Regions from separate parts of the Mus musculus genome. Here region 1 is linked to region 2. The links are chromatin loops, found by intact Hi-C in ENCODE. Cell type or tissue: heart. All regions are shown on one strand. Links, peaks and the distances in the headings refer to the core of each region. The heading gives the core; the rest is flanking DNA.

Region 1 (12,374 bases), core at 2,247-10,246, 54 kb before region 2:
GGAATCTGTTGACAATCAGGTTTCTAAGGAGCGATGCTCTTCTTCGTCAATGTTCCCTGCAATGGACTCTCTGCCCTGACCCCTCCACTGGGTACTGCTCGACACATACACGGTTTACCCCAAGGCTGGCATGTCCTTAAGAAAAGGCATGTGCACACACACAGCCCCGTTCCTCTACCTGCTCCATGTGCCATGCTGCACACACACAAACTGTTCAGATACTCATGGTTACCTGCCCCAGTTTAGGACAGAGTTTAGCAAGCATCAGCTCTGTACCATGCATGTGTGGCACTAAACACTTCCCAGGTATCATAAGCTTGATTATCAACCAGCACAGCACTCAGACTATGTTTTATTATCACAGTCTTTCAGATGAGGAAACTGATAGGTAGACCATGTAAGTCATTCCCAGAGGTCACTCATCTAGAGCAGAAGCGCTGGGCTTATACAGCCACATCCCGACTTTCTTGGCTCTGCTGTCAGCCTCAAGGGGCAACTGGCTCTCCTCTTTCATCTATAAAGTGGCAAGAATAGGACTATCCCATCTATTAAATGAAGGAGCCTTAAGGATCTCTGGGTACTGCCTGGTTACCCAGCGATTAGCAACATGCCCTGCACACACACTGACCTGCACACCTGCCTACTTAATTACATGCATACTGAAGAGGCACCCCTAACTTTCCAGATGTGTCTGCTCATTACCCAGCTTGCACCACACTCACACAGGTAGACACAGAGGCACCTATGGGTACTGCTACCTTCTCGGCAGTAGTGGTCGGAAGCACAGCCAACAGTGAAGGCAAGAACAGCACAAGGTTCCACATGTGGGCAGGGGCAGGGCTCTTCATCTGCCTTCAGTTGCCCGCCAGACTGCTTCTGAGCCCTGGAGCAGGTGGGTTATAAACTGGCAACTTGCTGGTTGGCCAGCCCCTGCTGGTGCAAGTTCTCGGAAATGCAGGTTTCCAAGCCAAAAAATCCCAGAGGCCTCAGATAAGGACACAAGTGACCTATGTCCAGTAAACTTTGCTGATAGAAGGACATACCCTGGGGAGAGGCAGCTGGGCATTAGCAGGCCTTCTGCTAGCTAGGTTCAGAATTCCAGAGTCACAACCTGATGTAGACATCCATCATGATGTGTAGGGCCAGAGGCACCCAGCAGTGAGGCTAGTAAGCTCTCAATGAGCCCAGGAGGAAACATAAGCTTCCGTAGAAAGACCAGGGCTGGAAAAAATACCCTAGGTGGCTTCCTGGAAGAGACAGGGCCATATTAACCTGGTAGGTAGGCATGCCCGTGGGATCCCTGAGACACCGAGAGGACCACAGACGCATCTGAGGACATTAGCAAGATTGGGCACTTTTTGGAGCAAAAGATGCTGGGTCCAGAAACCCCTGTTCACTCTCTGGTACCAGGCTGCTCCATGGGTCCTATTAGTATAACCAGGCTGTAGGTTCAAGCCAAGCAGACTCTCGAACAGGTCTGCAATTTGACAATACGTTAGAGTTGTAAAGATGCATACCCTGAGCCTAGAGGTGTGATGTTGGACAGTCTATGCAGGAAGGTGAGGCACAGGGATAGAATTCCTGAAAGCTGTGTACAGGTAGAGTGTGGGCTGACTTTGTCATAGCAGGCCCTTGAGAGCGGCCCTTAGGTGCTGCTAATACCTTTTCTCAATATGTCCTTGAGAAAGTAGAAGCACTGATTTATTTTATTTTATTTTTTGTTGATTTTTATTTACTTTCCATCTCGGTTGCAGCTTCCCCTCCCTCCTTTCCTTCCAGTCCCTCCCTCTCAGCTCATCCCCAACCCACACCCATCCACCCCTCCTCCCCTTTCTCCTCAGAAAACAGGAGGCCTCCCGTGGATATCAACCGGTCTTAGCACACCAAGCTGCAGGCTTATCTTCTTCTTGATCTTAGCCATTCTGAAGGAGCTGGAATTTCAGAGTTGTTTTGATTTGCATTTCCCTGATGACTAAGGATGTTGAAAATTTCTCTCTCTCTCTCTCTCTCTCTCTCTCTCTCTCTCTCTCTCTCTCTCTCTCTCTCCTTCCTTCCCTTCCTTCCTTCCTTCCTTCCTTCCTTCCTTCCTTCCTTTCTTTCTTTCTTTCTTTCTTTCTTTCTTTCTTTCTTTCTTTCTTTCTTTCTTTCTTTCTTTCTCTTTTTTCAAGACAGGGTTTCTCTGTGTAGCCCTGGCTGTCCTGGAACTCACTCTGTAGACCAGGCTGGCCTTGAACTCAGAAATCTGCCTGCCTCTGCCTCCCAAGTGCTGGGATTAAAGGCATGGGTCACCACTGCCTGGCTAAACATTTCTTTAAGTGCTTCTTGGCCATTAGAGATTCCTCTGTCTAGATTTATGTATAGATCTGTACCCCACTTTTTAATTGGGTTATTTTGTTTGTTGACATCTCACTTTTTGAGTTTTTGTATATATTTTGGATGTCAGCCTTCTGTTGGATGTGGGGTTGGTGAAGATCTATGCCCATTTTGTAGCCTGTCATTTTGTCCTTTTGACAGTGTCCTTTGCCTTACAGAACTTTTCCATTTCATGAGGTCCCATTTTTATTTTTTAAAGGATTTTACTTGCCGGGCAGTGGTGGCACACACCTTTGATTCCAGTACTTGGAAGGCAGAGGCAGGCGAATTTCTGAGTTTGAGGCCAGCCTGGTCTACAGAGTGAGTTCCAGGACAGCCAGGGCTATACAGAGAAACTATGTCTCAAAAAACAAAACAAAAAAACAAAAAGAGAAAAAAAATTTTACTTATTTATTTATTTGATATATATGATGAGTACACTGTAGCTGACTTCAGACACACCAGAAGAGGGTATCAGATCCCATTACAGATGGTTGTGAGCCACAATGTGGTCGCTGGGAATTGAACTCAGGACCTCTGGAAGAACGGTCAGTGCTCTTAACCTCTGAGCCATCTCTCCAGGCCAAGGTACCACTTATTAATTGTTGATCTTAGTGCCTGGAATGTTGGTGTTCTATTCAGGAAGTTGTCTCCTGTGTCAATACACTTAAGGTTATTTCCCACTTTCTCTTCTATCAGAATTAGTGTATCCGGTTTTATGTTGAGGTCTTTGATCCACTTGGACTTGAGTGTTGCGCAGGGTGATAGATGTGGATCTATTTGTAACTGTCTACTTGCAGACATCCTGTTAGACCAGCAGTGTTTGTTGAAGACGCTTCCCCCCCCCCCCTTGTATGGTTTTGGCTTGGCAAAAATCAAGTGTCCACCGGTGTGTGGATTCACTGCATGTTCAATTCCATTGATCAACCTGTCAGTTCCTTTACTAATACTGTGTAGTTTTTATTACTATTGCTCTGTAGTACACCTTCAGATCAGGGATGGTGATAACTCCAAAAGTTATGTTATTGTACAGGATTGTTTTAGCTATCCTGTTTTTTTTTTTATTTTTCCATATGAAGTGAAGTTGAGTATTGTTCTTTCAAGAACTGTAAAGAATTATGGGTTTTTTTTTGTATTTTTTTTTTTTTTTTGAGACAAGGTTTCACCATGTAATAGCCTTGCTGTCCTGGAACTCACTTTGAGGAAAAGGTCCTCGAACTCACAGAGATCTGCCCATCTCTGCCTCCCAAGTATTGGGATTGAAAGTGTTTGCCACCATGCCCAGCTGGTTTTGTTTGTTTTTTGTTTTTGTTTTGTTTGTTTTTGTTTTTGTTTTTCAAGACAGGGTTTTTCTGTGTAGCCCTGGCTGTCCTGGAACTCACTTTGTAGACCAGGCTGGCCTCAAACTCAGAAATCCACCTGCCTCTGCCTCCCAAGTGCTGGAATCAAAGGTGTGCGCCACCACTGCCCGGCTTTGTTTTTTAATTTAACTTTTTGTTGATTCTTTGTGAATTTCACATCACCCACCCCAATCCCACTCATCTCCCCACTACCTTTTGCCCTTGAAACCTCCAGCCCAAAGTGGGTAAATCTTGTTGTCAAAGCTGTAATGTGTGACTGTGTCCCACAGTATACTCTTTTGTTTATACTTTTTTACTTGGAGATGTTCACTGAAATGAGTCATTGGTCCCGTTGGAGGCTTCTGGCTCCTGCTATGCTATAAATACTGAATCCCCTGAGAGGGACTCCTCTTGGAAATTCTGTTGTGGCTCTGTGTCTTGGAGACCCTGCATCTTTATCTGTAGGACCAGCCCCTTCACACGCTCCGGCAGTTCATGGATGGGGGAGATGCTGGCATGGGCCAACTCAAAGCCCTAGATCTGGGCTTGGGTGGTAGCTGAGCTGGTCCACCCTCCATCTCTCCTGTACCCACAGCACAAGGCGAGTTCTCCAGCACTGCCCGGGCTAGCTCACCTAATGCCACAGCCAGCAAGGACAGTCAGCTCTCCTGGTCTCATGCTCTCCAGCAGAGCCAGCTCTCTTGCGGTGTGCAGGCAAGGGGCAGGGCCTGTTCTCCCAAATGCTGCAGTAGATGAGGCACAAGGCTAGTTCTCTAGCTCCCATGACCTTGGGGCCAACTCTCCCGCCTGCCATAGGTGGGAAGGGTCAAAGGGTGGCATCTTCCCCTTGCCCATGCCACCACATGTCAGACAAGTGGCAGGGCTCCCATGCTCACACCCTCTGGGCTTGCTCACCTGCGACCCACCCCCACTCCAGGGTCAGCTGTACTGCAGTGCTCAGGAGAGGTGCAGGGGTCTGATCTCTGGAGTGTTGTAGCTAGTGAGGGCAGAGCCAGCTCTCCCTCTCTCATGAGTCCAGAGCCATTTCTCCTGCCTGCTGTAACTTTCAAAGGATGAGGTAGAGGTGGGGGACACCTTACCCTCACCCACTAAGTACTTTTTTTTTTTTAAAATAATAGACACTGTAATAAAGCAAACAAATATTGAATACTTGATGCAGCTGGAGTTGGTGTCCTCTGGTGGCCCTGGAAAGTCCACTCCTGAGTCTACGGACCCAGAAGTGTGGCCAGCTACTGGTGTGTTGTCTTCATTGGTGTGGTTTACCTCAAGGCTGGTGGCATCTGTCCCTAGGACAGGGCGTTGGAAACTTTGAGGAAATTTCTGTTGCTTCTATGAAAACCCTGCCTTCCCTTGCAAGGCTATGGTCAGAGGCCACACTCCTGTGTGTCCGTTCACCCTCCAGGCTCTGGATGGGAGTGGGGTTGGACAGTACACAGTTCTGCTGGGAAGGACATTATTAAGAGGTCCAGTGAGCAAGTGCTGGCTCTGTCCCCACAAGACGTCTGCTCCTCTGGGACCCAGAGGATAGGCCCAGCCTGGAGCCAGAGCTACCTGCCCAGGGGTCACAGGAGCTTCTCAGGAGGAGTCATCCATGAGCCAGGCCCTGTAGGTCTGCTCTCAGGAGCCATTATTGGCCTGCCTGTGTTCTTGCCATTCTAACTGGGCAAGCTTTTAGCTTCCTCAACCTGACACAGCAGACATAGGACACAGGTCTGAGGAGACAGATGGCACACAGCTAGGAACCTGGTGTTCTCATACCCCGGCCACCATGCTGGGGGGCGGGACATGGTTGCTGAGGAGTCTTGGAAACTCACGGCCACTGGCCAGAGGAACCACACCTAGTTTGGGCTTTGAGATGGAGACATACAGTCCAGAGACACCATGGGCAAAGGAGTAAGGATAATGGGCTTGGAGGACCCTGGAAACACTGCAGCACCTTCTGAGGCAGGCAGAGGGAGCTCGGCCTCCAACAAGGTCTCTCTGTTACTGAAACCTGCTTTATGCCATAGACATTAACTCAACTCTCCTGCTGTGCATGATGGGAAACCGAAGGTTACTTTTCCATTTCATTTTTATTTTAGGTACGTGAGTATTTTGACTACAGGCATACCACACGTAATGCAATGCCCGCAGGGGCCAGAAGAGGGTGGCAGAGTTCAATGGTTATGAGCTACCATGAGGATATTTGGGAACTGAACCAGAGTCCTCTAAAGAAATGGCAAGTACTTTTAGCTATGGCACCATCTTCCCAGCCTAAAACAGAGATTTAGGAAGAACTGTCTCCTACACGCATCAGAAAGTCCGCACCAGGACTCCACGGCTAAGGCTCTGCCTGGAACACCTCAGTGGTTCTGAGAGCACACACATTATTCCCTGTCCCACCTCAGAGTCCAGGAAGGGCACCAGATATGCTATGTCCCCACACTTCCCTCTCTTCTGCAGGTAGCGGCCATGGCAACGTCCCAAGGTTGGGGACATTGGGCATACTCTTTATTGGTGTTTCCAAGGGCTAGGGTTGTGGGAGTCATGATGGTTCAAGAGACAGCAGAGGAAAGGCATCTTCCAGCATTACAAAAAAAAAAAAGTTCGTGGGGAGGCTCCTGTGTCCGGGTGGATGGTGCAATGTGCATGTCTCAGCCAAACACGCTCTTGGCTGGTCCCTCTTTGGGCTTCTCAAAGACTGTCTCGGTGCCTGTGCGGTTGCGGCTGAATACAGATGGGGCAGCTGAGCCGGCTTGCTCTGGAGGCAAGAGATGGAGGAGGTGACATCAGGGACCTAAACTGGTCTTCTCAGAGGCAGGGCTCCCTATGCTGTGTGCAGCCCCTCCTATGCCCAGAGACCCTCAACACCTCTTAGCTACCACCGGGGGATGCTTGTGTCTCCAATTCTACCACATGCCCGGGGGACACTCACCGTAGTCCCGCATGACCTGGTATGTCTTAGACTTGATGTCCTGGTTCTTGGCCAGGGTCCCTCGGGCCCCCTTCAGGTCTTCTTCCTTCACAGGGGGCCGCTTCTTCTTGATGGGGCCTTCAGGAGTGCCAGCCTTGGAAAAGTCGAGAGCCTTACAATTCAATGCCTTGAGATGAAGACCCCCCAACTTTGGCGGGGGCTCCTCCTTCCCAGGCTTCCGAATTAAGCCGATTCAAAGCTCACTCCTCTCCCAACTGCAAGTTCCCCGCCACCTCCCTGCCTTCTTAGCCTGACTTGGACATCTGACCTTTCCCCACAGACAGGGAGGGAACTCCTGGGGGTGGTGACCACTGCATCCTCACACTGGCCTGTTTGTCAGGCCGAGTTCAGGACTGGACACAAGGGCGGAGAGCAAAAAGATGAACTCTAAGACTGAGGAGCCCTTGGTAATCTCAGGAATTCTAAGATCTGTTCACAGAGGTGGTGAAGTCCGTAAGACTGCCCCTCCCCCCTTTCCCTAAAACAAAACCACTGATGTTTACTGTGTTTGGGGAGGGATCGGGGTAGACAGCCATGGAGAAAGGAGCAAGGATGACCTTGTTGTTCTTGCCCAGTAGAGCCGGGAAAGCCAGATTTAGTGCTCACCCTTCTCTACCACCCGGGCGGGCGCCTGTGAGGCTGACACCTGATTCCTTCTTAAGCCCTGCAGGCAGGTGCAAGGATTCCCTCACTCAGCCTGGGCTGAGCTCCCAGGGAAACGCAGGCCTGCAGACACACCCTCACAGGGAGACAGACAGATCTATAGGTACAGTCTCCGCCCCTCATCCTTCCTCCAGATTACAAATGTGTACACATCAGGACACACTAAGCCAGCAAGGCTAGCTCCCTCATCTCCATACAAAGGCGCACAGTTCTATATAGGCACTCCCCACCTCCAACCCCTCACACGCCTGAAGTGTCAAGGCCTTTCACCAGAGCCTGGTGAGACCCAGGGTGTCCAGAGGCCAGCCTGGAAGGGCCACGGTGCTTCTGTTTAGCTTTGGCTTTTACTTCAGAGCAGGCACTACTACTTAGTGTCCAGCCTTGCCCTCGCAACTTCCTTGGCACCAACTAGTCCCTTCTGGGCCTCCTTACCTCGGACATGTTGGATGCCAAGCAAGCTCGCTGTTGGTAGCTCTCTGGCAGGCAGTAGCCACAGGAAAGGATCTGCGTGAGGCCCAACCCTTGGGAACTTATATAGTCTGCTTGTGCGTCCTGGGTAGTCACTCCCCTCCTTTGGAAGCTCTCAGATGATTCAGATCCACGCAGCGACTAGCTGGAGTTTATTCTTGGCGATGATGGGCAGCTGCCCTGGTGAGAGGAGATGGCCGCGGGGACCCCGCATCTCTGGGGACAGCTGCTTACTCGACGGTGGGAGGTGTTGGCACTGTTGTTCACAGACTGTGTTTATGAATGTGAACCCTGGAATGTGTGAGACAGCCTGCCCAGGCTGACTGCAAGAACCCATCCCAGTGGCAGGGGTGGGAGGGGAAGTCTCTGAGGAGAGGGAGGGCCCTGAACAAGGGTGGATGCTCTGAGTTTGTTTAGCTTTCTCTTCTACTCCTGGATTCCACTGGAAATAGATTTTCCATCCCAGCACATTAGCAGGGGAGAAACTTCCTTTCTGTTGCTTGGAAACACTTCCTCATGGTGAGCACAGCCAACTCAGAGTGAGTAGCCAGGAAGGCCGAGACCCTGTGGAGCTGCCATATCACAGTCTTGTTGGTGTCCTGGTCCTCTAGCCAGCCCTGGGACAAGTTTAATAAAGAGACAAAGCAAGGTACAGTATAGGCCCGGAGGAGACCATGCTTGCTAGTAAAGGCCTATAGAGGGCTTCTGTCTAAGATGGACACTTGGAAGCTGGCTGGCAGGACTTTAGAGGGCTGGGGTGAATGCCACTTCAGCTATTAAGCTGTAGTAAAGAGTAGAGCTCCCTTGGAAAATCATTTAGCACCCACCACTAACTTCATCTTTGCATGGAAAGATCACTGGTGGCAATGCAGGGACCCTAAGCCTGAGGTGGGCTGTGGTAGATGTGGGTTGGAGGTTTGTCTTAGACTTCTCTCCACTCCCTCCCGTCTACAATGGACATTGTGTTTATCCCTGAAGGCACCAGGCAGATGAAATTCAACCAGGCACTAACAGTCATCCTAAATGTCATTCCATAGCTGTTGTGCCTCGAACTCTATCCCATTCTTGGTTCTGGGCCTGGCTCCCAGTAGGTCAGTGTGTGCACCATCAGGTCTATACGCAGGGACCTGAGCAATACCCATGATTCCAAGGGGAGGCCAGGCCATGCCTTGTGAGGAGTACCCACAGCTGGCTGACTAGGACAAGGATAAGGGATGCCCAGCTCTCACGACCCAGGAGGAAAAGCGGGTTAGGCTCATCAGGATGATGGCTAGACCACGCTAGGCTCCTTTCATCGCAGACTCTGAGCCCACTGCAGCCAAGCCATCAGGTTTATTAACCCGTTGAGTTGGTTGTGAGTTACAGGGCACAGGGCACACAACCAACGACCACAAAAGTGCTGGGTTTTTTCCTCCTTTTTCTTCTTTTATATAATAAGATGTGAAAATTTACTGTAAACCAGTTTACAATGGAAGTACACCATCTTCTCTTTCATCTAAAAAATGTGGTTTTGTGACCCATGCATGACACCATGCTTAAGTGTCACTGGCAGCTGAGGTGGGATGGTTTCTGTGACTCATGACTGCGTACACAGCCTTGATTGGCAGCTGAAGTCACTCATAGGTCTGACTTCTAAGTAAACCCAGGAAAAGAAAAATTTAGAACTAAACCAGGCAACCAGTCCACCAACCAATCCACTCACCCACTCAGGACTCAGGGTGTTCAAAGCAAGGCTGACCACAGGCCCCGCACTATGAACAAGTCTCCCATTGAAAGTTGTGGAAATCTTCATTTAAGAGTTAGCTCACTTCGGGGGTCGGGGGGTGAGTGGAGAACACCTTTAATCTCAGCACTTGGGAGGCAGACGCAGGCAGATCTTTGGGTATGAGCCCAGCCTGATCCACAGAGCTAGGTCCAGGACAGCCAGGACCACACAGTAAAACTGTCTTAAAAAAACAGAAACAAAACAAGACTAGGTTACATCCTATAAGGTTTGCTGCCTGGCAGGAGGGACAGTCTGGGTCTGCTCCTTCAAGGTCTTGGGGCACCTTTCAGATGTGCATCCTGAGCTGTAGCCAGCAGGCCTATACTGCCAAAGAGAAGTTACAACTTGAACTTGAATCTTTTTGTTTTCCCCAAGAAAGGAGGCAGGAGAGGTGACATGAACCCACGACTCCTTTGGTGCTCGGGAGTTCACAGTTTAACATCTGAGGCAGGAGGTTGCTCCCAACATGCCCCAGGGCTGAGGGGCACAGAGTCTCACCTCACACACCTTCCGGACCACTGCCACACGGGAGCTCACCATTCACCGCTGCCTTTCCCAAACTCCCACCAACAGGTAAAGGAAATAAAAAAGCAACCACCATGTCTCCGAGTTAGGTGTCAGCTCTCTCTCATTGGTTTATTTCTGTTAGTTACAAAAAAAAAACAAAAACAAAAACAAAAACAAAAAAACCTCATTCTTCACCGTGGCTGGCAAGCTTCTACCAAGAGCAGCTTGGCCAAGGTACCTATTTGGACAAATCAGATTGACAGCACACCACAGCTAGGTCAGCATTCCACACTTCTTGTTTTTTTTTTTTTTTTTTTTTTTCCCTAGCTCGGTGTCGCCCGCAATCAGCCAGTAAAGGGTCCCACCTCATAAGGCAACTTGGAACAAGTGATGTGGACACTTGTTCCGGGGAGGGGGGACAGCTCAGGAAGAAGTCCTGACCAGAGCCCTCTACATCCACTCCAGTGAGACAGTGCACCACGGTGACAGAAAGGCCTTGTCGGCCACCGGAGGCTCTCCCAAGGGATGCGGAATTGTATGTGCTTTTGCTGTATGGTTGCATGCGCACATCCACAGGGAGAGGGAAGGACAGACACACACCACGCTTGCACACAGACAGGCTCTAGTGGCAGATCCCTGTTGGACCTCCTCTCCTACTGAGCCAACTCCACAGCTGCAGCCCAGAGACGACAGTCCTTAGCGGAAATCAGGGTGCAGAAGGAACTTGCACTCACTTGCTTCCTGTCCTCCAGGCCCTGTGCCTGGGAGCTGGGAGGACCTTACAGACCACCTCTGTGAGGCTGTGCACCCGGAGTTGCCATCCTTCCGTCCTTAACAGCATTTCCCCCACCTCTGTGTCTAGCTTGGAAACTCCAGGAGCTTGAGTCTGAAAATGAGGTTTCAGCTCTGAGCTCCAGAGGGATGGCAGGGGTGTGCGCAGCAAAGGCCAGCTAAAGCACAGCAAAGGGGAAGGGGACGTGAGGATGACGTCAGCAACACCCGGGCGCTGACCAGCTCACCAGGAGTTTGAGCTCAGTGGAAGCTCACTAGAGAAGGGGAGAGAATGACCACTGCTGAACGATGGAAGAAAATGGGAACTGAGACCAAGGCAGGGCCTGGCGGACCCGTTCCAGGTCATGGCCTCTGCCTGACAGGAATGTGCAGCCTCCCACAGCAGACTCACTCTTCTCAGTGACTTGCGCTAGACAGTGAGCTGAGAGGGCCACCCAGAGCATACCCTTCTGTCTGTGACAAGGAAGGTTTCAAGTGGCAGAAGACAGCCCAGGTATCCTGGGCAAGGGCTAGGGTCACGGGCCACAAGCATATTTAGAGCCTGTATGCTTATGCAAAGCACACTCTGACCTAGGCTTAGGGGTTCTGAGGAGAGCTGTCCTCTGTGCTTGTCTCACCTAAGGCCTCAGCCCGTGAGGCGGTGGGTGTTCTTGTGCTCCTTACCACTGAGAGGCCATCAGACAGTCCCGCCCTGCTGCTCCCACAGCAGGGACAGTGCCAGGCCAGGCTGGCCCACAGGTAAACCACAGCCCGGCTGAGGAGTGGGTGTGGCCAGCAGAGAGGAGCCAGTTAGAAATGCCTCATACAACCTACACATTCAAACACGACTCACACCAGTGTCTGCTCTGCTGCAGTTATTTCACAACTTTGTAGGGCATCATGACAGGCTCTTCCGGCCAGGAAGAGTTCTCTAGACAGCTAAGCAAGCAAGCAGGTGGCAGCTGGTGACAGACCAGGGCAAAGGTTGGCTCTGCAAGCTGCTGTACAGTCAAGGCTGCTGTACAGGCAGTCAAGGCTGAGGCCATTCTAACACTTGCAATTTAGAGACTGAGATAGGCAGGAAACCAACAGGAGTAGCCGGAGGCGGTCTTGAGTCCTCTGGACACAAACGTGTAACTCCTGAGTGAAGTTTAACCATTGCCTCCAACACGGCAGCTTGTATGCCCTGGCAGGGCTCTGTCTGTCCCCACACTGGAGCAGCTGCCTCCTGTGCAGGTTCTGACCTTAACTATGGATCTGTGAGCGCAGATAAGCGCTATCTCTCTACCTTCCCACCAGGGCCGTTTATCTCACCATCGATGTTACTTAACAATATTCCTGCCTCCAAAACTCCTCATTTTTACCCACCTCCCCCTAGCTCATTCCCCATGAAAGGCAAACAAATCCATGTCTTTGGGGATTAAAAAGAGTTTTAAATACAATAGTATGAAAATATAACTTAAAAATATAAAAGTCCAACAGTATACGGAAGACTTAAAAATCTGTTTGCCCATTAGACCCATAGATACTTTGT
Region 2 (12,374 bases), core at 2,941-10,940:
GGGCTGAAATGCCTACTTTCCCTAAGCCTATGAAAGCGATGGATAATCAATAAAAGCCAGTTAACAAGGCCCCTCCTCTGGGTTTCGCCTTCCGGAGCGGGATTACGCGGTTCTGCTTATTGACTGTGTGACCCCGAATAAACCTCTCTATAACTCAATTTCCACATCTATAAGGAGGTACAAGTATTTGGGTGGCTGTGAGGATTAAATGTCTTCCAATGCCATATCAGCCTGCATGTCACAATCATCTATGCTAGAGCACAGATGCGACATGCTGAGGCTAGGACAGCCCTTTGTTAAGTTCTGACAGTCCACCGTTCTCATACTTGGGGACGGAGAGGACACTGCTCTGTTACTGTGATCTTAAAGCCGCGTCCTGTGTAAGGCACACACTGAACAGATCCAGTGATTCTCAAACAAGGACAACTGTACTCCCAAAGGACACTTGGCAACGTCTAGAGATATTTGTAATGGCTGTCACGATACAGGGGTTACTACAGTGTCCAGTGGGCACAGGCCAAAGATATTATAAGTGCCTTAGAGTGCAAAGGACAGGTCACCACCACAAAAATTAATATGATTAGAAATGCCAATAGTGCTAATGTAAAAAGGGACAGAAGGATAACATGTTACCAGTGGGATAATCTCAGAGACTGACTGCTTCTGTGCACAGAATAACGTACAGGAGAAAACTCTTAAAATCACTAACAGTCACAGAGCACAAAGCAAATGGCTATGAACTCTGGGTTCAAAATAGGTATCCATAAATCACACAGGGCTCTGGAAATTTCTTTCTCACCAGTTAGCAACTCCTGTAATCTCTTCATTTGCTGTTCAGATACCAGACCTCAGACCTCAGAGAGGAGAACCACCACCTCCTAAGGGCTAAGGAAACATTCACAAATGCAAAATGTAGCTCAACATGCATGAAATAATTTGTAAATCACTTCAGATGTATTTATGTAAATATTCATAAAATACATCTTATAGGTTTCCATCCTCCTATACTTTGCTTATTTGAGACAGTTTTACTATTTAGCCCAGGTTAGCCTGAGGATAAGCTCTTCCTGTCTCAGCTTCCCAAATGTTAGGCCTACGGGTGTGAAATCCTATGGTCAGCTCCACATTCAGGCTCATCTACACTGGGGGGCTCCAGGTCTCATCACAGAGCCCTGACTGGCTTAAGACTCACTGTATAGATGAGGTTGGCTCCAAATTCATGTTTTTAGTGTTATCAATTATCACAAGATAATTTAAAGTGACAGGCAATATGTTTGACAAGAAAAGAAAGAAAACCACACTGAGCAGCATGGTGGTACACCCCTGTCACCTCAGCACTCAAGAAGTCAAGACAGGGAGACTACCACCGTCGGGGCCACATAGTGAGCCCTGTGTCAGAAACCAGAGTTGGGTAGAGGAAAGATGAAGGAAAAAGAAAGAAATCGGACTGCTCAGAACCAAATCTGCACAGAGAGCTGTTGGTGGCTATGAGAGGGACAGACAGGACAGAGAGCTGTTGGTGGCTATGAGAGGGACAGACAGGACAGAGAGCTGTTGGTGGCTGTGAGAGGGACAGAGAGGACAGGCAGGAACGGAAAGAACACAAGAGTACTTAAAAGTTCAAGGGGCTGGGATTCTCTGCATCTATTAACATGAAGGCACAAGATCAAGTTCCTTGCTTACAAAACGACAACAACAAAACCTCCTTGCTTCAGGATTCCTGTGAGCATATCAAGTGCTCAGCACAAGAGCCAGCAGAGGGGGCTCAGGGAGGACAAACTGCAGGAAAGAGGCCAGTCCTAGTGACTCTACAGCCACCTCCCAACAAGAGCCCTGGCAAGATCAAGCCCATGAGGAGGAGGCAGGTTTGTCTCCTGGACGTTGCTTAGCCCTGGAGGACGCCCTGCTCCTGAGGCCCCCTGAGGCCTCCCAGGTAAAGAAAGCACAGGAAAGGGTTGCATAGGACAGGAAAGGGTTGCATAGGACAGGCATGGCATCTCCTAAAACCACAGCTCTGGAACACTCTCATTCAGAATTTACACTGACCTTGCTGGTAGGGGAATAGGTTTGTTTGCCTTTTAATTTTTTTTGTATTATGGACTCTATGAAGAGGGCTAAAGGTCCTTACACTGTTTAATGTAAGGACGGTGTGCAAACAATGAGGGTAGAGAGGCAAGTCCTTAACTCCATTCATAAAACCATGTGTAAGCACTGCTCTTCCCTGGGACTTGTGAACGCACAAAGGAGGAGGATGGCACCATCCCGGACCCCAGACCCACAGAGAGCCAGATGTGTCCCTACCACCGATCCTTGACGACTTCCAATCCCCACAGGCCCAGAACAGAGAAATTACCATTGCCATCTTCCGAGGAAGGCAACTGAGGCTTTGAGAACCACCTACATTGCTCAAGGACAGAAGAGCCTGGATGTGGACTGCATCCACAGCCATGGTCCTGCTATTTCTAACTTCAACACAACTTCATCTTCATGCAAATATTATACTAATTACAAAGGGTTTAAACAGGTCACTAAAGCAGCAGAGGTCTGACAGGCCCCTACAGAGCAACACTTGGCCAGCGCAGCATTTAGTAATTTTTAAAAATGCATTTAATGAGATTATTCTACAATTTGGATCATCCCCTAATTCATAAAACTCCAAATGAATAAACTTTTACTATAAATAAAGCAGCAGAATGCCATGGACAAAAGCTATCAAATAAATGAATATCTAGAAATCCAAGTCTTTTGACCATGAACACCCAGAAGCAGCACGCTAACGTCAGCCACAGCATAGGAGAGAAAAAGGCACGTCCTTCCTTTGCACAGGGAGAGGACAGAGTTTGTGCTGGGTGCTAGGCCCAGAGAGCGCAGCCTTTCCTACCTCACAGTCCAGCTCCCAGAGAGGAAGGAACCTGTAGGTGAATGGTCACTGAGGAGCGGGGCTTTCACTCACTTAAGGCATCACAGTGAGAATGACACTTTTATAAGGGAAAAGTGAGAAAATTTCCCACTCCTACCAAGAAGTAACTGGCCTTTCTCTTTCTATTTCTTGGTTTATGTAGCCCTGGCTATCCTGGAACCCACTATATAGACCAGGCTGTGCTCAAAAGAAATCCGCCTGCCTCTGCCTACCCAGTGCTGGGATTAAAGGTGTGCACCACCACTCAGTCAAGGACTTGCTTTTTCTAAGAGCTACAGCCTCCTGATACTGGTTATATGATTTTAATTGTTCCAAACTGGGGAAATACTGGGGTCAATGACACAACACAGACCCCCAAGGATACACCTAGAGACCTGTAGAATGTGGGCACTTCAGTTACCAGGCAGGACTCTTCCAAAGGCCAATGTCATTAAAAACTCAAAGTGGGGCTGGAGATAGAGCCGAGGGGTAGACACTAGCCTGTCATGGTGAGGCCCAGGTTCAGTTTCAGGACTCCAACAGCAAAGTCCAAACCAAGCACAATGTATGGCCCTCTGCTGAGTCAGTTAAAAACAAAACACTCTAGCTTTAAAATAGATGGCACATGGGAAACTGTGAACACACAGTGAACATCAGATGGTTAGACAGAGGGGTTTTGTTTGTGTGCTTGTTTTCATTTTGGTTTGGTTTTTCCAGACAGGGTTTCTCTGTGTAGCCCTAGTTGTCCTGGAACTCACTCTATAGGTCAAGCTGGCCTCGAACTCAGAAATCCACCATATAGGGTTATCAATCCTCTTAAGTGTCCTTATTCTTAGGAGGAGACTGAAGTGTTGAAACATAAAGCGTGGTAGCAATTCCACCTTCTCTTCAGAAGGCTCAGAAAAAGAAAGTCACATAGAGAAAGCTTGACAAAGTGAAACGAGTTAGCAGGCAGGCGTTCGCTGTTCTGGCATTCTTAAAGACGAAACTATGATGGGACCTAGAGAGGTGACTATGAGAAACAGATCCAGAGAGGTGACCGTGAGAAATACTGTGCCAATGGCGCACACAGGGAGGCCGGGTCTGTGGGAGCGAAAATTCCACACAGCCTTATCCGAGAGTAAGATAGCAACGCTGAACGTAAAGACTTGAAGTTCCTAGCACGTATCCTTCTAACCATTCCTAGTAGAGTTACAAAGTTTGTGATTTTGCTTTGGGTCACAGAAAAAAAGCTACCACTTCTTAACGGCAGTGCCCTGTTGGTAGCATACGGAGCCATTTCTAGTTATTTCTACCAGCTTGCTAGGCCCCTTATCTGCAACATGAAAGCACACAGGCAGATTTACTTAAGCTGTCAAAATGCTTGTTTTGTTAAAAGCCAATTCTGTCCACACTTCAGCTCAGAACCCTGCCTGCGCATGGTGAAGGAAGCTTGAGTTTGCTCTGCACTCAGTCCTGAGAGTAAACTCCCCAAACGCTAACACACACAGGCCAATGCCGACCTTTGGCTGACAGCTGGATGACTCTCCTACACTGGAGTAGTTTGCCAAGCTTCTCAACTGCTCAGCTACGTTCTGCTGCAACTCTAGTCTGAGTGACACGCCATGGACTAGAAACAGGGACACCAAACAAGAAGAGCTGTTTGGCAGGCAGATCATGACAAAGCCTCTGGCTTCAAAGTCTCTATGTAGATGCCCAGAGGCCCAGTCAGTTTCATAACGACTCAGAAAAACTCAAGAGTGGCTAGAAATTTTATTATCTGGCTTGAGTTTGCTGGGCATTCCTTAACAGGGGGCTCCTTAGCTGAAAGCTCTGGGAAGTCCATCTACTTTCTTAATTCACAAAGTGCCCATGAATACACCAGTAGCTGGTGGACTCTAACAGTCTGCACGCTTATAAAGATAGCACGAAGATCAGGATACACACAGAACCTGGCATAGATGTCCTCAGCCCTCTAGTCTGAGTCAATGTGCAACTTCCAGATATAACACAAGGCGTCTACCAGAGTATCAGGGGAAGAGACACTTAGGGGAACCCAAATTCCCCTAGGTGATATGAAGATAATGTCCAAGTTCTTCCTTTAGTACAACGCCCACCCACAAAGGTAGAAAACTCAGCAACACGGGCAAAGTGATTTTATGCATAAGAATAAACAGTAGATCTGTGGATGTAAAGGTAGAAGACCTCAGTCTGTCAGGCACAGAAGTGGGTCTATTATACTACAGCAAGAGCAGGCCCAGCAGGAAAACTGAAGAGTTCCTGTAGTCAGAACTGGGTTGGGACCCAAGAGAGGCACTGACTCGACTGCCTCAGAGGACACGGTACTGCAAAGGGAAAGACCTCAGAGAGTACAGACAACACTGTTGGTTCAAATTGTCCAGAAGAATGTGCCTGAAGACCATAAAGAGAGGACTGCCAGAGGAAAGTGCTTCCCCCCCCCCCACCCCACTTCTTCAGGAACTTCCAGTTGGGCTCTGGCCCAGAAGGCTGGCCCTTGACTCCAGCAGCTCAGCCAGACATATTTGTGACCAGGAAGACAGAGTCTGACAGCGGCCAGATGTACTTCCCCAGCAAAAATCCAGTCCAAAAGTATAAATTGGCCCCTTAAGAATTCCTCCCTCAGTTGGGTGGAGGTGGTGGCGCACTCGGGAGCCAGGGGCAGGTGAATTTCTGAGTTCGAGGCCAGCCTGGTCTATGGAGTGAGTTCCAAGACAGCTAGGGCTACACAGAGAAACCCTGTCTCAAAAAACCAACAAAACAAAACAAAACAAACAAACAAACAAACAAAAAACACAAGAAAACAAAACCCAAACCCCAAAACCAAAAAAGAATTCCTCCCTCCTCCCTCCTCCTGGCTATTCAAAAGGGAAAAGCCCTATAGTTCTGTTTCAACAGGACCAAGAAATCTAAGCCATATGAAAGGTGCTTCCCAAATGGGCTGCAGCCCAGGAGGCCTCCTGATCTAGTACAAAAGTCCTGCCACCTTGGCTTGCTCTACAGGATAGACCCAGTTGTGGCCATCTCATCTCTTGTACATAACACTACCACTCACTGGCCCAGGGCCTTCTGCCATGATCATGAAGCCCTTCCATATCGAGCCTTCCTCTGCACAGGAATGGACTTTCTCACTTAATATATGCTCGCAGGAAGTCCTTAGCAACCCTGGGATGTGTGCATAAACTCACACTGAAGATTCAGTGAGGAAGTGAGTCCCCGAAGACTTGCAGGGCCAGTACCACCACTCTGAACAAATCTACCCTGACAATTCTCATCGGTGAGCAACTCTGTCCTGACATAATGGCATGTCCCTCTCTGAATCACAAGTGAGCCTGGGAGTCACACAAATCAAATCCATGAGAACAGTCAGCTCCACACTACAAAATCCCAGGTTTTGCATAATAAAAATGAAGCCTATAGTTTCTTGAAAAAAGACAGTGGCTGGAGGAGAGAAGAGTGGGAAGGAGCAGAAGCCCATTCATAGTATCCTGAAAACACAGGCACAAAAGAATCTGCACCTGTCAGCAACCGATTCTGGTTAAGTTGTCACAAACTATCATTTTGAGAACAACTACACATTAGTTTCAGCAGAGAAAATGGCAAAGAAGCAGTGGCAAGTTGGGCACTTCTTGTTCAAAACCAAGCAGCCATAAAGAAATAGTGGTCAGAATCAGGGGCTATCCAGGGTCGCTTGAAGCCTGGGCGAGTTTGCCCAAAGAAACCTCTTGTTATAAATAAGCAAGGATAACCCTACTGCATCTGCATTCAGAGCTGCAGCAGGACACCCCCACCCCCAGTGAAGACTACATCCTGCTGGAACTCCCCATTCTGCCCACAGAGCACAGTTGTGAAAACATGTCAGTTTTGGAATTAATGCCTCTATATAATAGCTTAGTTATAACTCCTCTCTAACACATCACAGGGACACTCTCAGGTCTACGTGCCAAGAGAACTCCATCCTTTAGTGTCTGTGTGTGTGTATGTGCCCATCAGAGAAACAGCACAACCTCCCAACCCAAGGGCAAATATGACCCTTCCTCCAACCCCCATTGGGCAACAAGGGCCATCTGTGACTTCCTTCTTTACTATAAAACTCCCCAAGAAGTGCCTCTGAGACTTTCCCGGAGCCTCTAGCCTCCTCCATCAAGTCAACCAGGAGGGTTGTCAGAGTTTCACGAAAAAAGAGGAAATTTAAAAATGTAAATAACAAACGTGGTTTGGAAGAACAGCAAGCGGAAACTTCAGATACAACTTAATTGGGAAAGCTCAGGACAGAGCTGAACAGGTGAAAAGGGAGGCTGGGATGTGGGTACCGCGGCAGTCAGAGAGGATCTTCCCTGAACAATAGAGGGAGTAGGGCTGGGGGTCGCGCAGCAATGTGGGAGCACCGACTGCACTGCCCTAACACTACAGGTGGGTGTGGGTGAGTCTCCCCACACCCAACAGAGAGGGCAAACACTGGGAGTGAAGGTTCAGAGAGGAGCCCAGCATTAGGCTAGCAGACACTTAAGGGTGTGGGGGTCTAAGAGCCAAGGGGAGGAAGGCTACGAGGAGCCCCTGAGAAGAAGCTATGGGGGGGGGGGGGTAATCTCGGTCCATACCGAAAAGTGAGGTAACCTTAATTTGCGACGGCAAAGTGGGAGGGGACCAGATTTAGGCTGACATCAGACAAGAGACAGGTCTAAGGTGGAGGTGGTGAGGGGCAGGGTCACTCCTGGCCAAAAGCTCTCAGCCCAGGGTCCCGGACTCCCTTCTAGTCTCGAATAACCAGCACCGTCTCGCGGGAGAGGGAGGCACCGCAGCCCAAGGGCCCGGTGCCCAGGCCGGAACTCTAAGGGCAGGAGGGTCCCCGGGGTGGGGCTGGGACTGCGGCGGTCGACGTGGGGACGGGGAGGGGCTGGGGTCCCGGACTCACGCATCAATGTGCTGAAGGCCACGACGCCGAGCAGCCCCTGCAGGAAGATGCCGAAACTGTGCATGAGCGCGCCGCTCTCACAGCGGCCCGCCCCGGACGCGACCGTGGAGGCCGGCCCGCTCGGCAATCCGCGGCTCACGTTCCCTCCCGGGCCTTGCATGGCGGCCTGACGGGAGGGCGCGAGGGGCCGCCGGCCTCGCTGCAGCCCGGGTCGCGCTGCCCAGCCGCGACCCCGGACCTGGAGCTGGGTGCCGGTATCTCAGCCCGCGGCCGCCTCCGCGCCGCGCGTAACCCGACGTCCGAGATCGTAGAGCTTGATTGGTTGAGCCAGGCGTGAGGCGGGCTTCGATTCCCTCCGGGGCGGGGCTCTAGCCAGGGCTAGGGGCGGGGCTGGAGGAGAATCTCTGCAGGTAGGTAGAGCAGGTGAGCCAGACTGTGTAAAAGGAATCCCCAGAGCCCTGTGTTCTAGGTCATGAGAGCAGTGTCAGGGACAGTGATGGAGTCTGTTGCTAAATCCCTTTCCCCTCCAAGGCAAATCTATAAATGCCCTGGACAATTTCCTAAGAATACTCCTACATTCTGCCCTCAGATTCGGTTCACTACTTCGGAAGTGGAGTCCAGAACCTGAGGCAACATTATGCTAAGGCACGGTATTGAGTACAATAGTCTCAGCCGTCTGAGGTCTTCTTCCCACGCCAGGGATTGAGTGTTCTACTTTCATGGTCAAAAGCCAGAGGATTCAACTCACTATTCAAAGCTCCAGGGTGAATCCCTGTTCCCAAACATAATTTGTGGGGGTTTTGTTTTGAAACAGGCACTTTCTTAACCCTGCCTGTCCTCAAACTTAAAACAAGGACCTAGAAACAATGATGGCCTTGAACTCCTGATCTTCACACTCACGCACTCTAAGTGAATTATAGGTAGGTCTGTGACACCAGTCTGTCTGGTTTTGCTACTTTGCTTGAGATTGGTCTTGTTGAATTGTCCAGGCTAATCTGAACCTTTGGACAAAAAAAATGATCTTTCCACCTCAGCCTCCGAGGTAGCTAGGACTGCAGTTAAGTGCCACTACACTTGTCCCCCACCCCCACTTTAAATGGTTACTTCAATCCAGCCACTTTTCGCTTTATAAAAAGGGTGAGTTTAAGTGCAAAGTCAACATGCACAAGTCCTTGCTCTGTTCACTTCTGAGATACAACTACAAATAGAACGGATTTTGTTTTGAGACAGCATCTGGAACTCATTATGTAGCCCAGAATCTGCCCGACTTTCTCTAAAGGCATATGCCACCACACCCAGTCTGGTTTCTTTTCTTTCTTTTTTTTTTTTTTTTTACCTCCAAACCACCGGTGTGCACAGACTCCAATTTAAGTTTGTCTTACTACCCAGACCCCTAGACATCTCTGCTGTCTCTCTAGACACCTCTTGCTGGTGCCCTAGAGCTCTGACTTGTCTGCTGCATGTCAATGGGCATGTGCATGGTACAGGTCTAACCTACATCAAGGTATCTTTTTGGAACAATAAATACTAACTTTAAAGACATTTCCTCAAGAAGTTCTAATTATCAAAGAGGACTAAATGCTTTCCAAAGTTTGTTTGTTTTATTTAACAGGGATATAGACTCTGCAATCCATAGGAAATGCAATTCTGCAGCCTTTCTCTTACCGTCTCCTCGCACACCGGTATGGATACTACTCTCTAGCCCTGTGCCATGAGCTGCTGCCTAGGCGGCAAGCCACCTGTCTGCCCATCTCCACTGCACCTTCACCTTCTGTGTGCTCTGCTCCACCAGCACTTTCAGCTGTATGTATGTTGGTTCAGACAGCTAGGTCTCTCCCCTGGTATGAGCTTTCTAAAGGCAGAGCTAGTGTTGATTCACTCTTGGCACAGATTTGGCACACAGCAAATGTAAATTTACCTGAATTTTAACTTATGTATATTTAATTTATTGAAATGTAAATTTATTTAAAGTTTTTTTTATTGAAAAAGATTGTGAAACTAAATGAACGTATAAGGGAAATGTAAAGTCCCATCATTCCCTTTAAGTCCGAGAAGGACCTTACACACTAAGCACTCAGCAGTTACAGCTCATGTTCAGGGAGAGCCAGAGGATCTGTGTGTTAAAGCAAGAGAGGCCGTGGCTGGGCACAGGGAGATTACTAGTTGAAGACACAGAGTTCATGAAAAAACTGCACACACAGCTGACAAAAGAAGTCTGGGAGAAATACCGCTCTGCACACTCAGGTGTGACACTGCTCTGCACACTCAGGTGTGACATCACTCTGTACACTCAGGTGTTGACACCGCTCTGTACACTCAGGTGTGACACTGCTCTGCACACTCAGGTATGATATCACTCTGTACATTCAGGTGTGACACCGCTCTGCACACTCAGGTGTGACACTGCTCTGCACACTCAGGTATGATATCACTCTGTACACTCAGGTGTGACACCGCTCTGCACACTCAGGTGTGACACCGCTCTGCACACTCAGGTGTGACATCACTCTGTAGACTCAGGTATGATATCACTCTGTACACTCAGGTGTGACACCGCTCTGCACACTCAGGTGTGACATCACTCTGTACACTCAGGTGTGACACTGCTCTGCACACTCAGGTGTGACACTGCTCTGCACACTCAGGTATGATATCACTCTGTACACTCAGGTGTGACACTGCTCTGCACACTCAGGTGTGACACCAATCTGCACACACAGATATGACAACTGCTCTGCACTGTCAGGTGTGGATGGTTCTCAGGCCTACAGAGTCTTCAGAATTTGAGAACAGAATTCCCAGGTCTTAGGGAGTAAGAAGGATTCTGCTCACCCCATCTCTTCTTAGTAATTTGAAAAACAACAAAATGAAACAAAACAAAGCCTATCTAAATCCAGAAGGGATAGGCAGGACACCAAGGGGTGGAGGCTGGGATAGCTTCTAGATTTGTATTTAAGTAGGAAGGGCCTCTCTTACTCATTTCAGAAATGATTCTCTGAGGCCCTACTAAGAGTTTGGAAGAATGTACTCCAGCTAAAAGCCTTTCTTACTGTAAAGTTAGCACAAATGAAATTAGATTAATACCTTTCTCATAGCCACTTAAAACTGTCATATAACAAGTTTACTATAAACTTATTTGCTAAAAAGAAAGAAAAGCACGCATATATTCACTCAAAATATTTTTGTTCTGTTTTTAATCCTTAAAAATTATACCATCAAACTTGATGGGAGTTATTTTAATAGGTATTCTTGTGCATATTTCTCCTTAAGAATACTTTGTCTTTAATGCATAAAATTGTAAATTAAGAGGAAAAACAGCAAGCAGGAATGATACAGTGCCGAAAGCATCTCATTTTGTTCCAAACAAGCAACTTGTTTTTTGTTTCTTTTGTTTTTTTTTAAAGGCAAAATACATTAAACAAAGTGCATTACTTCCAAAGAGAGGGTACTGGAGAGAGGGCTAAGGATGGTGCTGGAAGCAGCCTGGAGTCCCATCCTGGCAAGCCCCTGATTGTCTTTAGGGGGAAAAAAGGAGGAAGGTGGGAGGAAAATGTGAGCAGTTAAAACCTCAGAGATTCTCACAAAGGACTAGAGACTGTCTGCTTCTTCTCAGCCTCTGCTAATAATTGTGACTTGAGCTAGACATAGACAGAATGAGCCATCTAGGAACCCTTCTGCCTGAGTTTCCACTTGAGAGCAGTTCCCCTCTCACACAAGTTCCCTCCCTCCCTTTCTTCCTTCCTTGCTTCCCTGTGGCTCCACTCTGCACTTTACTGCTGGTAGTGACAACCGTCTGGTCAATCTGTTGCTTGTCTTTTTTTCACAACACTTCACCATGGTAGGTACCTACCACACCAGACTTGTCAGAAAAAAGCATTATGAGAGTTTTAGACCTGCTTTTTTTTAATCCCCCAACCTCCCCTACAAACCTTCATCCCGGTTTTGCTGGTTCTTAGAAAGTTTTGATTTCTTAAACACAGCGGCAAGAAAATCAGCATGTGCTGCATTGACACCCACTACCTGTGTGCCTAAGGCCGTTCCCAGAGCAAAGTCACCCATGTGGCTGAAGACAAGCAGTAAGGAAAACAACCCCAAAAGAGTGCACCTGGAACCAGATCCATTTGGACTGGACTTTGAGTTTAGAGTTCTTACAACAAAACTCCAGGTCAATAGGTAGCTTATTAGAATAAATTCAAATTCCCCAAGTACATACATTCTCATACAAAGCAATCATCGAAGTTCATGAGTAAAACATTTAAAGTAAATAAAACCAATAGCAGGAAAGTGACTATTATTTCTTGTTTGTACAGGAGGCTCTGTCCTTACAGAGTTTCTGAGCCAGCATCATGGTCATAAGACACAGAACTTACAAAGATCCCAGGACCAAAGACATCCAAATTTATAAAGGGAGCATCTTGTCTGCCCAAGTTCTCTACTTCACTTCATAAGAACACTTGGGAACTCGGGTGGTTTTCCACACACATGGAATATGCCCAGTATGTAAGGCAAGTTCACACTCTGTTATTTCCAGTCTAACGACTCTCCCAGCACTGTTGGCAATCA

What was found. Hi-C counts contacts between places; a loop is a spot of excess contacts. Peaks named below come from ENCODE experiments on the same cell type or tissue, not always from the same donor. Only the 100,000 strongest peaks of a DNase experiment are listed, where the experiment ranks them.
Region 1: a loop joins it to region 2, with 2.4 times the contacts of the local background. A loop is called at or near these places in 3 of 42 quality-filtered maps.

Annotation. Positions count from the first base shown.
Region 1 is chr14:30,875,003-30,887,376 of GRCm38, reverse strand. It overlaps Stimate (STIM activating enhancer), which reads right to left. Exons shown (of 8, transcript NM_028839.4): 8 at 10,167-12,374. It overlaps Mustn1 (musculoskeletal, embryonic nuclear protein 1), which reads right to left and starts at 8,120. Exons shown (of 3, transcript NM_181390.3): 1 at 7,762-8,120; 2 at 6,628-6,760; 3 at 5,767-6,453. The coding sequence starts at 7,770. The coding sequence ends at 6,347. Itih4 (inter alpha-trypsin inhibitor, heavy chain 4) reads right to left here and starts at 901. Exons shown (of 23, transcript NM_018746.4): 1 at 759-901. The coding sequence starts at 848. In heart, for the core only: a CTCF peak has its summit at 5,832 (motif pointing right); DNase peaks (open chromatin) are centred at 5,846, 6,206, 6,866, 8,216 and 2 weaker places; H3K27ac peaks cover 2,537 bases.
Region 2 is chr14:30,821,328-30,833,701 of GRCm38, reverse strand. Stimate (STIM activating enhancer) reads right to left here and starts at 8,108. Exons shown (of 8, transcript NM_028839.4): 1 at 7,812-8,108. The coding sequence starts at 7,971. It overlaps Sfmbt1 (Scm-like with four mbt domains 1), which reads right to left. Exons shown (of 21, transcript NM_001166532.1): 21 at 10,981-12,374. In heart, for the core only: CTCF peaks have their summits at 7,620 and 7,845; DNase peaks (open chromatin) are centred at 4,461, 5,411 and 8,131; H3K4me3 peaks cover 1,762 bases; H3K27ac peaks cover 1,395 bases.